Regions from separate parts of the Homo sapiens genome. Here region 2 is linked to region 1. A link is an interaction called in ENCODE POLR2A ChIA-PET data of the cell type or tissue named here. Cell type or tissue: Panc1. All regions are shown on one strand. Each heading gives the region's core, and the rest is flanking DNA. Links, peaks and the distances in the headings are about the cores only. Region 1 overlaps CNBP (CCHC-type zinc finger nucleic acid binding protein). Region 2 overlaps CFAP92 (cilia and flagella associated protein 92 (putative)).

What was found. Peaks named below come from ENCODE experiments on the same cell type or tissue, not always from the same donor. Only the 100,000 strongest peaks of a DNase experiment are listed, where the experiment ranks them.
Region 2: POLR2A ChIA-PET joins it to region 1 with 23 read pairs; 7 of 35 experiments call an interaction of 5 or more read pairs at or near these places.

What each region holds. Positions count from the first base shown.
Region 1 is chr3:129,178,010-129,180,919 of GRCh38, reverse strand. All of the region lies in intron 1 of CNBP (CCHC-type zinc finger nucleic acid binding protein), which reads left to right. Among named protein-coding and RNA genes, the nearest start is that of CNBP, 4.4 kb to the left of the region's middle. In Panc1, for the core only: no CTCF peak of the experiment used is centred there; a DNase peak (open chromatin) is centred at 1,329; H3K4me3 peaks cover 1,524 bases; H3K27ac peaks cover 965 bases.
Region 2 is chr3:128,983,518-128,986,427 of GRCh38, reverse strand. The region is part of intron 4 of CFAP92 (cilia and flagella associated protein 92 (putative)); the gene reads left to right. Among named protein-coding and RNA genes, the nearest start is that of CFAP92, 9.1 kb to the left of the region's middle. RefSeq lists a silencer at 45-245. In Panc1, for the core only: no CTCF peak of the experiment used is centred there; no DNase peak of the experiment used is centred there.

The sequences.
Region 1 (2,910 bases), core at 124-2,623:
GTGGCACGTATATGGGATAGTACCAAACTGGTGCCTAAAAGCAGTGAAACCACCATTGGACTAATTGGAATGATTTGTCTATTGGCTGAAGATTTGACCACAGAGAGATTCTGCTTTTTTTTCCTTGCAGGGATGAAAAATTAAAAAAAAAAAAAAAGATTGGTTCCTTTTTCTCTTCCTAGCCTCCTGACAGTAAGTAGAGAGCCAGAAGAATGATGCCAAGGCATCCTGGCCTGCTATGTGGAGAACGCTCTTTCCTTACTGTCTCACTTAATAGAACTCCTGTTCTGGCAGTGTCAGATGCTGCAGCAGCAAGGGAATGCCATTGAGTGATTGCAGTAAGCTATGCAGCATTTTCATGTTTAAAACTACTGAGATAATAAAGTGAGAACTTGAGGCCACCAAATTTTAAGTTGTAATTAGAAGGATTTTGTTAATTAGGAATATGAGAGTGCTACAGTGATCACCTGGAATGGCTCCATAAATACAAATGAGGTGTTAACTAGTGAAGCAAGTTGCCAGTGTTTGTGTGTTTGGTGAGACTCCTAAGTTCTGCCATGAAGTTAAAGAAAATATTTTTTAAGATTCAAGAAAGCTGTGTGAATGAATTCAAAATTATTATGACTGTAGATCTTTTAAAAAGCTATCAGTATTAGTTTTACTTTGATTTTTATCTAAAGAGAAATACAGAATGAATACTTACAGCATTACAATTCAAATGTGCGTGGCTTTTTTTTTTCTTAGTTACTAGATATATAGTAGTAATACCTTTATGTAATATTTTGAAGTAGAGATTGAATTGGTATAATTCCCTACCTTAAAAATATTACACAATAGCATTTTTGTCATATATTACGATAGCATTTTTGTGTACTTTACCACTTAACTTTTTTTTTCCTTTTCTTTTTTTTTTGGAGACAAAGTCTTGCTCTGTCGCCCAGGCGGGAGTGCAATGGCAGGATCTCAGCTCACTGCAACCTCTGCCTCCTGGGTTTAAGCCATTCTCCTGCCTCAGCCTCCTGAGTAGCTGGGACTATAGGCGTGTGCCACCACGCCCGGCTAATTTTTGTTTTTTTAGTTTTTTTTGGAGACGGAGTCTCGCTTTGTCACCCACACTGGAGTGCAAATGGCATGATCTCGGCTCACTGCAGCCTCCACCTCCTGGGTTCAAGCGATTCTCTTGCCTCATGCACCACCACGCCCAGTTAATTTTTGTATATTTAGTAGAGATGGGGTGTCACTATGTTGGCCAGGCTGCCGACCTCAAGTGATCTTCCCTCCTCAGCCTCCCAAAGTGCTGGGATTACAGGCATGAGCCACTGCCCCTGGCCAGTGTCAGATGTTTAGTTTGTCATTAAAATGGAGCAAGAATACATAACTCGTGAGGTTGTAAGATTATAGATATGTTTACTAATGACTGACTCATAGATATCCAGCTGTTAAAACTCTTCAAGAAGTAATCAGGGCAGGCGGAAATGGATGTAATTAACCAAGGTCAAGCAGTAAGTTCAGGAACCAGGATAAAAATACAGAATTGCTCCCGAGTAAGTACTCTGTTTTCCATTATTCTGGCTGGAATGCAGGTAATACAGAAAGTATATTGCTTCCTTTCATTGCTTTTTTTTTCTTCTTTTTTTCCTTTGAGGTGGAGTTTCGCTCTTGTTGCCCAGGCTGGAGTGCGATGGCATGATCTCGGCTCACCGCAACCTCTGCCTCCCGGGTTCAAGCGATTCTCCTGCCTCAGCCTCCTGAGTATTTGGAACTACAGGCACGGGCCACCACACCCGGCCAATTTTGTGTTTTTAGTAGAGACGGGATTTCTCCATGTTGGTCAGGCTGGTCCTGAGCTCCCGACCTTTGGTGATCCACCCACCTCTGCCTCCCAAAGTGCTGGGATTACAGGTGTGAGCCAGCACACCCGGCCCCCATAGTTCGTTTTTATTAAAAGAATCTGGGCCATCCTGGCTAACACGGTGAAACCCCCGTCTCTACTAAAAATACAAAAAAAAAGTAGCCAGGCGTCGTGGTGGGCACCTGTAGTCCCAGCTACTCGAGAGGTTGAGGCAGGAGAATGGGGTGAACCTGGGAGGTGGAGCTTGCAGTGAGCCGAGATCGTGCCACTGCACTCCAGCCTGGGCGAAGCAAGACTCCGTCTCAAAAAAAAAAAAAATCTGAAGTGTTTCAGTACCATGTTGGGACAGTAAACTGACTTAACGGAGCATAATAATGTGCATACTTACATACATTCAGAGGGCAAAAGCTCCAGTATGGTCTAAATGCAGTTAAGTGAACAACATGAATGAGTCAGGGATAACCCTGAGCTTGCGAAAAGTAAGCATATATACAAATGTGAATGTGTACAGCTGTGTTAGAAAACCATATAAAATAATAAAGATAGCCAGAATCATACCCTACTTTGCTAGTGTCATTTTTATCTCCAACTTGCCTGTTGCTACTTTATTTTAAATGTATTTTCTAGGACAGAGTTATGAACATTCTATTTATTAGAACCCTAGTTGTTAGTCTTGACCACATACTGTTAGATTTTAGTAGTTTACTATATTTGTTTTTAGTATCAATAGTATGGTACAAGTACTGACATTAAGGAAGACAAATTAGTATACTAACCATTTGTGGTTTCTTTAATTCCAAGATAAGTTCAAAATGTGTAAAATAGTTACACCTCTTAGTTTAGCATACATGGCTCCTCACAGTAAATCTTAAGTCTTGTCAGACCTTATTTTTTTTTTTTTTTTTTTTTGAGACAGAGTCTTGCTCTGTTGCCCAGGCTGGAGTGCAGTGGTGCGATCTTGGCTCACTGCAACCTCTGCCTCCTGGGTTCAAGCAATTCTTGTGCGTCAGCCTCCTGAGTAGCTGGGATTACAGGCATGCACCACCATGTCCAGCTAA
Region 2 (2,910 bases), core at 262-2,761, 190 kb after region 1:
TCTCTATAAAAAATTTAAAAATCAGCCCAGCATGGTGACGTGCTCCTGTAATTCTAGCTTCTTGGAAGGCTGAAGTGGGAGGATTGCTTAATCCTGGGAGGTCGAGGCTTCAGTAAGCTGTGTTTGTACGACTGCACACCAGCCTGGGTGATGGAGCAAGACCTTATCTCAAAAAAAAAAAAAAAAAGTAAAACAGATGTACATATTAGAATCAATGATATATGGTACTATTATCGTTGTCAGCACCTTCCAGACGAGTATAATTATCCTCAATTTTGTGTGGCTGGAAAGCCTTGCTTTTCTCTGATTTTCCAGCCCACCTTCTCAAGGAGCCTTTCTGACCTTGGAGGCTTGGAACTTCCCACTTTCAGTCTTTCATTTATGTCCAGGGTTTCTTACTCTTGGCACTATTGACATTTTGGGCCAGATAATTCCTCGCTGTGGGGGCTGTTCTGTGGATTGCTGGGTGTTTTGCAGCATTTCTGGCCTCTACCCACTAGCTGCCAGTAGTAGCCTGCCAGTTGTGACAATCAGATTTCTTCAGACATTGCCAGATGTTCCCTGGGGGTCAAAATCACCCCTGGCTGAGAAACACTGATATATATACCTACACTACAAGTCGTAGGCTTCCAGTGTGAGAAAATGGGATTCAAGGTAATTTTTCTCACCTGGACTATAGGAAAGAACCATGTCCTCAAAGTGTGGGTTGTGGACCACCTGCATCAGATGCTTACATGCAGATTCCAGGCCTGTTTGGATCTGCTGAGCCAGACTTTCTGGTTAGTATCTGCCCTGCAGTGGGCTTTCACTGGAGTAGGGTGTTGAGGTGGGAGTATCAGGAAGGATTCCTGGAGGAAGGGCCATAGTAGCAAAGTTTGGGTGGGTAAAGGGAATTTGGTGGCCAGAAAAGGAAGGAGAAAAGGTGTTCTAGGGCCTCCTGCTATGAGTATTCTTATTGATTGATTGAGACAGTCTCACTCTGTTGCCCAGGTTGGAGTACAGTGATGTGATCATAGCTTACTGCAGCTTTGAGCTCCTGGGCTCAAGTGATTCCTCCTGCCTCAGCCTCCTGAGTAGCTGGGACCACGGGTATGTGCCACCACACATGGCTACTTTTTAAATTTTATCTTTTATAGAGATTGAGTCTTACTGTGTTACCCAAGCTGGTCTCTAACTCCTGGTCTTAAGCAATCCTCCTGCCTTGGCCTCCTAAAGTGCTGGGATCACAAGCGTGAGCCACTATGCCTAGCACTGTGAAACGTTGCAATGACAGCACCTGCTCCTTCCTGAACCCTGTCCCAAGCTTAGCATCACTGCTTCTTATTTAAATAAGTTTTTCCCCATTAAAAAAGCAGTGCGAATTCACTTTGTAAAACAATTTAGATATCACCTAGCAAAAAAGAGAAAAAATTAAAACCACATGATTCCTGTCCAGAGATAGCCATTGTTAACATTTTTCCTGTGAATCTAGTGTACATGTTGTCTTAAGTCCTGCCTTTTCTCACGTAAAAAGATTTCTTACAGAAACTCTTATTTCTTGGGAGTGCAGAAATGCTGTAAGAGTTCTGCCTCATGTTATGAAGGGGATAGGATGTTTCTTGGATGCCTGGTAGGTCACATGCCAGAACTTGTTAGCATTCAGCCTGCTGGTCTTGAAGAAACATCCTAATCTGACTCAGTGTACTAGTCAGTGTTCTCTAGAGGGAAGGGCTAATAGGATAGATGTATATATGAAAGGGAGTTTATTAAGGAGTATTGACTCACATGATCACAAGGTGAAGTCCCACAATAGGCCGTCTGCAAGCTGAGGAGCAAGGAAGCCAGTCCGAGTCCCAAAACCTCAAAAATAGGGAGGCCGACAGTGCAGCCTTCAGTCTGTGACCGAAGGCCTGAGAGCCCCCCGGCAAACCACTGGTGTAGGTCCAAGAGTCTAAAAGTTGAAGAACTTGGAGGCTGATGTTTGAGGGCAGGAAGCCTCCAGCATGGGAGAAAGATGAAGGCCGGAAGACTCAGGAAGTCAGCTCCTTCCATGTTCTTCTGCCTGCTTTCTTCTAGCCATGCTGGCAGCTGATTAGATGGTGCCCACCCAGCTTGAGGGTGGGTCTGCCTCTCCCAGTCCACTGACTCAAATGTTAATCTCTTTTGGCAACACCCTCACAGATACAAGCAGGATCAATACTTTGCATTCCTTCAATCAAGTTGACACTTAGTATTAACCATCACACTCAGCATTTCTTTTCCCTTTAATCTGCTCGTCTGCTCGATTTCTCAGGACTGGATGAAGACAGCATTCTTTTCAAAGCCCCCCAGTCATATTTAATTACTCCTATGCTCTCAATTCTGGGCACCCCCACCTGGTGCCCAGTGGGTGTCCCCCGCCTGTTGTTCTTGAGAGCTCTCTGCCCAGCTGTCTTTTCCCTCCTGCCCTCTGGCTTTCTCTGCACTCAGGTTTGTTCCCCCTCCTCTCTCCTGCCGGCCTGGCCTTTCTCTGTCTCCCCTTCGGCCCTGGTGCTGCCTTGCTCTGCAGCTGTTCATGGCTGCCCCAGGGCCTTTAGAGAACCAAGTGGTTCTGGCCTTGAAGGCATTTTACAATCTGTTTCCAAGCCTCCTCCTCACTGCCACTGCCCCTTCACACCACAGCCCACCTCCTGGTCCCTGCAGACACGTGGCTCTCCCTTGTGGTAAGGCCTGCCTCCAGCCAGCTGGGCATTCTTCCACGGCTCCCAGCCTCATCTCTTTCCCCAAAAATGTTATCTATAATTCAACACTGAATCCAATTTCACCTCCTTTTTTCCACTTCTTTCTTGTAGCGTCTTTCATCTCCATTTGTCAATTCACTTCCTCCATTCATTCATTATCCTACCCATTCTTGGTGGCTGCCATGTGCATGCGAGGCCTCTAGGGATAGAA